Linked DNA regions of Homo sapiens: region 2 is linked to region 1. A link is a loop called in an ENCODE intact Hi-C map of the cell type or tissue named here. Cell type or tissue: dorsolateral prefrontal cortex. All regions are shown on one strand. Each heading gives the region's core, and the rest is flanking DNA. Links, peaks and the distances in the headings are about the cores only.

Region 1 (5,376 bases), core at 247-5,246:
CAACCCTACTCTTTCCTGGATGTGTGACAAGAACCCAGTGTCTTCTACAAGAATATCACAACAGATTGAATATGAACATAAGATTTTTTATGCATAGTTCTTAGATCCAGGTTTACAAAATTCTATCATTCTCCTGCAAAACCTCCCTTTCTAAAGACTCTATCCTGAGTTAACTACCAAAAGCCAGCATCAGATCAAAACCGAGACAAACTAAATTAACTGACATTCCTTAGTTTTCTCTTCAGATTATCTTGTTTAATGAAATAAAATAATTATCATCCTTATCTCAAAATTGATCTGAAAATTTTAAGAATGGTTTGTGATTTTTATATCATGTCTTAAGAGTACTTATTAGTGTCTGAAGTATATAATTTTAGCAATTCTGTTTTAGTTTTTTCATTTCTTGATCAAAATGGATTTTAGCTGTTTTCACTTATGCTCATAATGCATCTATATGCCTTTTTACTTTTTAATATTCTAAGAACGTATTTGGTTTTGGTCTTTTGAGTTAAATTGCCTTTTTAATTTAACTTGCACAGACTTACATATCTATTATCTGTCTATAAATTGTTCTAGGGAAAAAGAAAACAAGGGAAGTCATTTTACCAATCATCCTTCCATGTCTCTTAAGAACTGAAAATGGATACATATTTTGGTTTTAACAGTCCTTCCCCAAAGACCAAAGAAAATACTACATTAGCATCCAATAGATCTGATGAATTTGATAGAGAGACTCTAAATTGGAATCTGTGAAATAAACCCCTGGAGTGTTTGACCCTTGAATATAACAGGACAGAACTGTGAAGCGTTCCTTTTGTGAGATTCAATATTCCCAGAGGCTATACTGATAATGGAGATGAATTTGGATTTTGAAGGAGGTTTTGGCAAAACAATTTTAGGCTGATTTATAAACTACTCAAGCAGTTAAATATAGTCAGAAGTTGACAGAGAGAAAAAAATGATTTTCCTCTAACTGGTGGCATCAATAAAGACCCTGTTTGAGGAAAGATGACTCATTTAAAAGAAGGCACCAATAACTTGTAAGTCAGTTGAGTTATCCTCTGGGGTAAGTGTGATATTTGCCTCTAACTTAGTGTGCTTCTTTGCAAATCTCTGCCCATGAGGAATTGGATGAAAAAATGGCAAGATGAGAGCATTATGGCATGAAAAAACCACACAGTTAGAAAATTATTCCATCGTGACTATGCCACACTGCAGCTATACAACCTGGCGCATCAGTGTTTCCTGCTCTGTAAAGTCAATGTGTTTGACTCAAGGATCTTGTGGATGCTGTGGCACCTCTATTATCAGAGTAAAAATGCTTCTCTTTATCTGCTTTTTAATAAGGCCTTTTTATACCATTTTCACTAACAGAAATGTCTCATGTTTTTAAAAGAACCCTTTGGACACAATGCTTAGGTCTAAATTCTTCCCAATAAAAGGAGAGCCTTCAGTTCCTCTATCTCCCTGAGATAATGATTAGAGGTTTGGGAAGCCTTTTAGGCAAAGGCTAGAGGGCCATCTATTTAGGGGCATCTATTAATATTTAGGAATATCAGCAGCCTATTGTGCTAGCAGTTTATTCTCTGCTCAAGGTGCAAACTACACTAGAAAATCTCGTAACTTCACTCCAGCTGTCAGATTACATCTGCCACAAACACTGTACCGTTTTTATCTAAAATGTTTCATACCCTCCAGACACTTTATGGAACTAGAAGCCAACTACATTTGCCAGACCAAATAGACAGCTTGGTGTTTCCAGCTGCAGATGAGAAGGCAGCCCAGATAATTTGCTGTTCCCTCTAATTTCTCAGGTGATACACAAAGAACACATATTTCCCCCTTTCTCCTGCCCATTTCACTTTCTATTAAGACTTTCTCACTTTCCCAGGTCTGGGGATCTTATGACATTTTCCCAGGACACCAAGATATAAAACCCCAACCAACATTGCTACTGCTAAAGTAAACTTTTGCCTGGCTTGCCAAGATTTTTGGCCAAGAAATGAGATTTCCTGAGGGTGGCATTCCTTCTGCACTACCAAAGTCTCCTTCTGAGACTTTTTGGTCAGCTTATGAAGCTTCTCAAGGCAAGTGTCTGGTTAGCATCTCCCTCCCTCCACTCTGGAAATCTTAAAGCTGAAAGAATGAATGAATGAATGGATGAATGAATGAATGAATGAGAAAGACAGAGAGAGAGAAGGAAGGAAGGAAGGAAGGAAGGAAGGAAGGAAGGAAGGAAGGAAGGAAGGAAGGAAAGAAAGAAAAGAAAAGAAAGAAGAGAGAAAGAGAGAAAGAAAGAAAGAGAGAAAGAGAGAGAGAGAGAGAGAGAGAAAGAGAGAGAGGAAGAGAAGAGAAGAAGTCCTCTTAAAAAATAGCCTGAGAAACTGGGCTATGTTGACTTTTTTTTTTTTTCTGTCAGTAGGAAATATTTATTCAACCTCACTGCTAAAAAAAAACCAAAACAAACAAACAAAAAAACCTAATAATTTCAGGAAAGCTGCTGTTTCTCGTGTTCTGATCTCCGAGCTCCCCCTTGTGCCCTGATGGGAAATTGATTCAAGAAAGAAATAAAGGTCAGCACATTTAAGCTGTAGTGTTCAAGCAGCTCCCTAAAGTAGTGGTCAGCACACTTCAGTGCGCATCACAACTCTAAATGAAGATTTATCAAACATGGCTGAAGGACTACACCCTTTAGACTGTCACATTTTAAATTAGCTTTTCATAAAACTAAAATTTGGAATACATTTTGAGAATCTGTCTCAGAAAAAAAAAAATCCAAAATGTGAGTTAAGAAAAAATCTGGTTCACAAATTTCAGTAGACATCAGAATTGCCTTGTGGTTTTTAAAAATGTTCCTATGCTCAGCATCTAAGATTCTATATTTTTAGGGAAGGCCCAGAAATTAATTTTTTAAATAGATACCCCAAGGTATTCTGCTGCAGGTCATCTTGATAAACCTGGCAAAGATAGTTTACTTCCCTAAGTGGCAGATTCCTGGAGGTCAAAGGAGAAACAAGTTTTCCTCTCCAAATAGGAAAAATTCAGTTTCTACATGCCATCGCTTAACTCCAGGAGACTATTTTCCTTATTACAATTAAAGCATCAGAACACACCTTACGAGAGTTAGAGTGATGTGTTTCCTAAAGGACAGACCTAATCTTCATTAACATCATCTACTTGAGTTAGAGGCCTGGAGGAGGCTTTGGAAGCTATTGAAGTAGACTCCCAGAGACTACAGGTTAATTGTTAGGTTCACAATATGGCCCCCAGATGTGCTGTAGTAAATAGAATAAGCACCTGAACTCAGAACTGTATGATGGCATATTAGAAAATGATGAAAGACACACTCTTTTATTGCTAGAATCTCTGACCACACCTTTCCTTGGAGGGTGGCTTGTTGCCTTGGTTCTAGCTTGGAGGCTGGCAGAGGGATCCTCTACCACAGGATGCCCTTTTATTATTATTAGGTACTACTCTTGTTGCATCCATCTCTCACCTTGAACAGGTAAAAAGAATAATTAAATCATAGGTCTATGAGAAGTGGAAACACGCAGTTGGTGAAAAGAGAATGTCAGTATGCCTTTATGCCCAAAAATAAGCCCAAAATACTGTGTTACCCCTGTAACTATTTTTAGGATACATAAGTAGTTGAAGCAATGCTTACACCACTGATTTCCAATCCTGATGTGACATAAGCAGGACAGGTTAAAATCTCCCAAGGGTTACTGTGAAACTATCAAAAACAAAATTAATATAATCATTTTCTCTTTAAAAATATATACTTTTGCTAATTTGATAGAGAAAAAAAATCTGCAAATCAAGCTATGATCCAAAGGTATCTTAACTCAGCAAAGATTAGAAATAAATAATCTGGCTGGGTGCAATGGGTCACACCTGTAATCCCAACCCAGCTTGGGAGGCTGAGAAGAGAGTCACTTGAGGCTAGGAGTTTGAGACCAGCTTGGGCAATGTAGGGAGATTCCCATCTCTACAAAAAATTTAAAAATAATAATAATTTTTAAAATAAAATATAAAGTAATAAATAATCTTCATGTTGAAAAATGAATATCTGAAAAATAAAACTGAGGAGGCATTCAAGTGTCACTCATGCTATTAAAGCAGTCTGTATTTAAGTTGACAATTCTGAGCCTACAAAATTGTTTTCTTGTTGTTTTCCCATCCAAAGCGAACTGCATTATTCAGATCTTCACTATAGAGGGCTATTGCCTTAATGCTAATTTGTGTTAAATGAAGCACATTATGTATTTTATAAGTCAGACTTACCTTGGTGATTCTGCCACCATTAATCAATAAACTGAAGAGCTAGAAATCGATAATATAAATTACCCTGGCCCCCATACCCTTCCAGAGAAAAAAGCTATGACTCAGAGGTTAGATTACTTAATCTTGATCACCCAGCTAGTTAATTGTTGATCTAGTACCATAATCAGGAAAGCTACTAATCCAGCTCTCAAGGAAATTCAGGCTAAACAATAAAATAAATACAGGGATACAAGCAATATAATTAATTTTATATTTCTTCAAGAGAATTAGACACTTAACACAAACAGGACAAGAATATGTCATACAAGAGGCTAGGAAGTCTTTAGATTGTACAAGGACCTATTTCTCTTAATACACACTCAGCACATTCCCTACAAAAAAAAAAAAAACCCTACAGATTGTTCTGTTTTCTTTCTGCTTTATGTTCATAGAGAATATGTTTTAAAATAGTAACATTCTGGAGAGTTTTTCTTCCTCATGGTAAACACAAATCATATGGAAATAAGGATACCTGGGGACTGAAATCACTCCTGCTCCAGATTTAGTAGGATTACACCTCATTTTCACAGCAGTTGATCGGCCATTAATACAAGATGTTGTTGCTGTAGAAGACCTATTGTAAGCCAAATAACATTTTTAAAAAACAGATATAATACAGATTACAAAGACAAAAATATGGGAATAATTGCTCTCAGACTTCATGAACAAATGAAAAAGAAAAATGTATTAAAGTTCACTAATTTGTAATTTTAATACAAATTCAGCTCATTTACTTTCATTGCCTATGAAAAGTTGACTACTTTCCCAGGTAAAGTGATATGTTATCATCAAAGTATTTAGTAAAGATATAATTTTAATAAAAATTATAATCAAAAATATTCTTAAGGGAACAAAGACCATGTCTACTTAGGCCAATGCTTTGATATATGAATTATAAATAATTATTGGCGAGACAATGAAATAGAGTCTCTTTACTGCCAATGTAAGTGAATACACACACACACACACACACACACACACACACACACGAGAAATTATACAAGGCTTTCAAAATATTCCATGTTTCCTACTTTTTACTATCCTTCATTTAAG
Region 2 (5,376 bases), core at 109-5,108, 300 kb before region 1:
GCAGCGACCATCTGCAGACCCCACTTCCCTGGCACCTCACGGGATAAGACCCACTGGCTTGGAATTCCAGCCAGCCGCTGGGAGCAGTGTTACATCTTTCTGAGATGGTGCCCCTGGAGGTGGGGGAGTAGGGGACACCATCTTTGCTGTTTGGGTGACTTAGCCGTTCCAGCCTTCGGGCTTTGAAGTGTCTGAGCTGACTGAGCACGGAGGCAGTGCCTCAGCACAGCGCAGCTGCTCTACCAAATCATGGCCAGACTGCTTTATCAAGCAGGTCCCTGATCTCATTCCTCTTCACTGGCTGGGACCTCCCAGCTGGAGTCTTCAGCCACCCCCACCAGTGATCTCCACTTGACGCAGTTTTTTTGTTGTTTGTTTGTTTGGTTTTTGTTTGTTTGCTTTTTGAGACTGAGTCTCACTCTGTCTCCCAGGCTGAAGTGCAGTGGTGCGATCTCGGCTCACTGCAACCTCCACCTCCCGGGTTCAAGAAATTCTTGTGCCTCAGCCTACTGAGTACCAGGGATTACAGGCACCCGTCATGACGCCCAGCCAATTTTTGTATTTTTAGTAGAGACGGGGTTTCACCATGTTGGCCAAGCTGGTCTCGAACTCCTGACCTCAAGTAATCTGCCTGCCTTGGCCTCCCAAAGTGCTGGGATTACAGGCGTGAATCACCACGCCCGACCTGATGCAGTTTTGAAACCTCCCTAGGATGGAGCACCCAGAGAGAGGGGCAGGCCACCATCTTTGCTGTTTGGGAGACAGCTTTTCCAGCCTTTGGGCTTTGGAGTGTCTGAGGTGACCAGGGGCTGAAGTAGACCCCCAGCACAGTACAGCTCCTCTATGAAAATGTGGCCAGACTGCTTTTTCAAATGGGTCCCAATCTCATTCCTCGTAACTGGGAGAGATCTCCCATCCAGGGTCTCCAGCCACCTCCTACACGTGAATTCAGTCTAGAAACAGGCCCGTACCTCCCTGGGACAGAGCTTCCAGAGGGAGGGTTAGGCTGCCATCTTTGCTGTTTCATAGCCTTCACTGGTGATAACTCCAGGTACTGGAAAGTCTGAGGCAACTACGAACTGGAATGGAACCCCAGAATACTACATCAGCCCTGTGGAAAAGTGGCCAGACTGTTACATGTGCCCATTCCCATATATCCTCACCTGGCAGTTCTAGGCCTCTAGACACCCCTAACCAGAGCTATTGGGGCAGTAGCAACTCAGTGACTCCCTGGACAGAGCCTCAAGGGGCAACTGAAAGTCTCTCTGCTACTGCCTTTTCAGTGAAACTGTCCTTGCTGCCCTCAAACTAATAAAGGAGTAAAGACCCTAAGTGCCTTATGAACACCTTCAACAAGTTGCTGCTCACCCAAGGAGAGGAGGCCAGTCTGTCTCCCATGCAACCACGCAAGCCCAACTGCTTGTAGCCAAACAGGGAATCCCTGGCTTGAGTCCACAGCACAGACCCTCCATCCTGGCCTGAGTGCACTGAGCAATTGCTGACCTGCATCTCTCTGGGGTAGAGCCCCCAGGAGACAAGCAAAGTGGTGGGGCAGTAAGCCAGCTGATGTTGAGCCCAGAGGGTTTGGTGCGGGAACATCTGTAGCAGAGTATGGCCAGGGATGGCCATTCGTCTAGGCTGCACTTGCTCCCATAAGAGACTTTAGTCCTAGGGGAGGTGTCAGACCTGATCTCTTCAGGGTGGCCTTGAACATCAGATAGGGCTACTCCAACCTGAGCGCTCCTTGGTCAGCTGCCTCTCATGGAGCCCCAGCCTAGACACACCTGCTTACAGGGCAGTCTTGGGTGCCCTGGGGGCCCATGCCATAGTTTCTGTTCTGGCAGACCATGCCTGAATGGTGGAGAGCTCCAGCGAGGCAGCCCCTATTGCCGCACACCAGCCCACACATTCCCTCTGCATGCTGCAGCTTCCCCTGAGCCCACAGCAACTCCTCACATCACTTTGCTGATGCATGTCTACACAGGTGGATTTTGCTTTACTTGCCCCACTAGCAGGCAGGAATGCATTACACCCCTCCCACCCCTGCTGACCGTCATTGCAGATGAAGCCTTGGCAGGAACAGAGCCAGCCAGCCTTCCAGCATCCCACCCATGCGCTAATACTGTGCAGAGAACAGAGGATCCTCCCACACCCTAACTGATCACTCCTGCTTGCAGAGCACAGAGAAGGCACCCAAATCTGCACTAGCCAGCACACTGCCCTACGCCAACACCACCTCTAGTGCAACAACACACACAGCTTCCAGCAGGGGCCTCCCACTCCCTATCAGCTGCCTTGCCTCTGCTACTGTGGTGAATACCCACAGGGAGGCAGGCACCCTGGGATCCACTAGCACTCAGCTGCAGCTGCTGCACCTCAGCACCACCAGCACAGTGGACTCCAAACCCCAAGGAGATAGAGAACAAAATTGGGGCCCAATACAATTCCCCCCCAGGGAGAGTATACAGTTTAGGAGTTGGGAGCTGAGCGCTGGCCTCCTAAAACCTCCCAGAAACAAAGCCAGTCATCTGAGTCCACCTTATACCACAATCAAATCCTTAATGTCATCCAATCAGATAAAAGGAAACAATCCAAAGATCAGCAACCTCAAAAAGTAAAGGTAGATAAACCCACAATAATCAGAAAGAATTAGCATGAGAACACTGAAAACTCAAAAAGCCAAAGTGCCTTTTTTCTTCCAAATGACTGCATCATCTCTCCAGCAAGGGTTTAGAACCAAGCTGAGGCTGAGATAGCTGAAATGACAAAGTAGAATTCAGAATATTGATAGGTACAAACTTCATTGAGCTAAAGGAGTATGTTGTAGCACAATTCAGGGAAGCTAAAAATCATGATAAAACATTGCAGTGGCTGACAGACAAAACAGCCATTATCGAGAAGACCATAACTGACCTGAGAGAGCTGAAAAACACACTACACGAATTTCACAATGCAATCACAAGTATTAATAGCAGAATAGACCAAGCAGAGAAAATAATCTCGACTCTTAAACACTGGCTTTCTGAAATAAGACAGGCAGACAAGAATAGAGAAAAAGAATGAAAATGAATTAACAAAACCTCTGAGAAATGTCAGATTATGTAAAGAGATCGAATCTATAGCTGATTGGTGTACCTGAAAGAGATGGAGAGAATGGAACCAACTTGAAAATCATATTTTAGGATGTTAGGCATGAGAACTTCCCCAACCTAGCTGGAGAGGTCAACATTCAAATTCTGGAAATGCAGAGAACCTTAGTAAGATACTTCACAAGAAGACTATCTCCAACGCACATAATTATCAGATTCTCTAAGGTTGAAATGAAAGAAAAAAAATTAAAGGCAGCTAGAAATGTTAGGCTACATACAAAGGGAAGCCCATCAGACTAACAGCAGACTTCTCAGCTGAAATCCTAAAGCCAGAAGAGATTGGGGGCCAATCTTCAACATCTTAAAAAAAAAAAAATCCAATCTGGCAAAACTAAGCTTCATAACCAAAGGAGAAATAAGATCAGTTTCAGACAAGCAAATGGTAAAGGAATGTGTTACTACCAGACCTTCCTTACAAGAGTTACTGAAGGAAAAACTAACTATGGAAAGGAAAGCCCCTGCAAAAACACACTAAAGTACAAAGACCAGTCACACTATAAAGCAACCATATAAACAAGTCTGCAAAACAACCAGCTTAACATCATGATGACAAGATAAAAATCCATACATATCAATGCTAACCTTCAATGTAAATAGGCTAAATGTCCCAATTAAAAGACAAAGAACGACAAGCTGGATAAAAAATCAAGACCCATTGAAATGCTGTCTTCAAGAGACCCATCTCACATGCAGTGAGAAACATAGGCTCAAAATAAAGGAATGGAGAAAAGCCTACCCAGCAAATGAAAAACAGAAAAAAGGTAGGGGTTCCAATCCTAGTTTCTGATGAAAGAGACTTAAAAGCAACAAAGGTCAGAAAAGACAAAGAAGGGCATTATATAATGGTAAAGGATTCAATACAAGAAGATCTAACTCTCCTAAATATATATGCACCCAACATAGGAGCACCCAGATTCATAAAACAAGTTCTTAGAGACCTTCAAAGAGACTTAGACTCCACACCTCTATGTACATAAACTAGAAAATCTAGAAGAAGTGGATAAAATTCCTGGACACATACACCCTCCCAAAACTGAACCAGGAAAAAATGGAATCCCTGAACATACTAATAATGAGCTCTAAAATCGGGACAGAAATAAATGGCCTACCAACCAAAAAAGTCCTAGGACCAGACAGATTCAGTTGAATTCTACCAGATGTGCAAAGAAGAACTGGTACCATTTCTACTGAAACTATTCCAAAAATTAAAGAGAGGGACTCCCTCCTAACTCTATGAAGTCAGCATCACCATGATACCAAAACCTGGCAGAGATACAAAACAAAATAAAAAAAAAAACTTCCAGCTAATATCCTTGCTGAACATTGTGGAGAAATCCTCAACAAAATACTGGCAAAGTGAATCCAGCAGCAAGTTGAAAAACTTATCCACCATGATCAAGTAGGCTTTATCCCTGGGATGCAAGCTTAGTTCAACATACACAAATCAATAAATGTGATTCATTATGTAAACCAGAACTAAAGACAAAAACAACGCTATTATATCAATAGATGCAGAAAAGGCTTTTGATAAAATTCAACGTCCATTCATGTTTAAAAAAACTCTTAATAAACTCTGTATTGAAAGAACATACCTCAAAATAATAAGAGCCACATATGACAAACCCACAGCCAACATTATATTAAATGGGTGAAACCTGGAAGCATTCCTTTTGAAAACTGGCAAAAGACAAGGATGTCCTCTCTCACCACTCCATTCAACATAGTATTGGAAGTTCTGACCAGGGTAATCAGGCAAGAGGAAGAAATAAAGGGCTCCCAAACAGGAAGAGAGAAAGTCAAGATCCCTGTTTGCAGATAAAGTGATCTTATGTATAGAAAACCCTATAGTCTTATCCCAAAAACTTCTTAAGCTGATAAACAATTTCAGCAAATTGTCAGGATACAAAATTAATGTGCAGAAATAACTAGCATTCCTATACACCAACAACAGTCAAGCCAAGAGTAGAATTAGAAACAAACTCCCATTCATAACTGCCACAAAATAATAAAATACCTAGGAATACAGCTAAAACCAGGGATTTGAATGATCTCTACAAGGAGATCTATAAATCACTGCTCAAAACAATCAGAGATAATTCAAATAAATGAAAAAACATTTCATCCACATGGATAAGAAGAATCAATATCGTGAAAATGGACATACTGCCCAAAGCAATTTACAGATTCAATGCTATTCCTCTTTTTTTATTTGTTTAAACTAATTCAA

The links. A loop is a pair of places that touch in the nucleus more often than their neighbours do. Peaks named below come from ENCODE experiments on the same cell type or tissue, not always from the same donor. Only the 100,000 strongest peaks of a DNase experiment are listed, where the experiment ranks them.
Region 2: it touches region 1 in a loop (8-fold over the local background); 11 of 110 quality-filtered maps call a loop at or near these places.

The regions. Positions count from the first base shown.
Region 1 is chr7:86,902,875-86,908,250 of GRCh38, forward strand. ELAPOR2 (endosome-lysosome associated apoptosis and autophagy regulator family member 2) reads right to left here. Exons shown (of 22, transcript NM_001142749.3): 18 at 4,796-4,897. Among named protein-coding and RNA genes, the nearest start is that of GRM3-AS1, 100 kb to the left of the region's middle. In dorsolateral prefrontal cortex, for the core only: a CTCF peak has its summit at 2,534 (motif pointing left); no DNase peak of the experiment used is centred there.
Region 2 is chr7:86,598,838-86,604,213 of GRCh38, forward strand. No RefSeq gene overlaps it. Among named protein-coding and RNA genes, the nearest start is that of GRM3, 42 kb to the right of the region's middle. RefSeq lists an enhancer at 2,307-2,396. In dorsolateral prefrontal cortex, for the core only: a CTCF peak has its summit at 2,274 (motif pointing right); a DNase peak (open chromatin) is centred at 2,284; H3K27ac peaks cover 1,105 bases.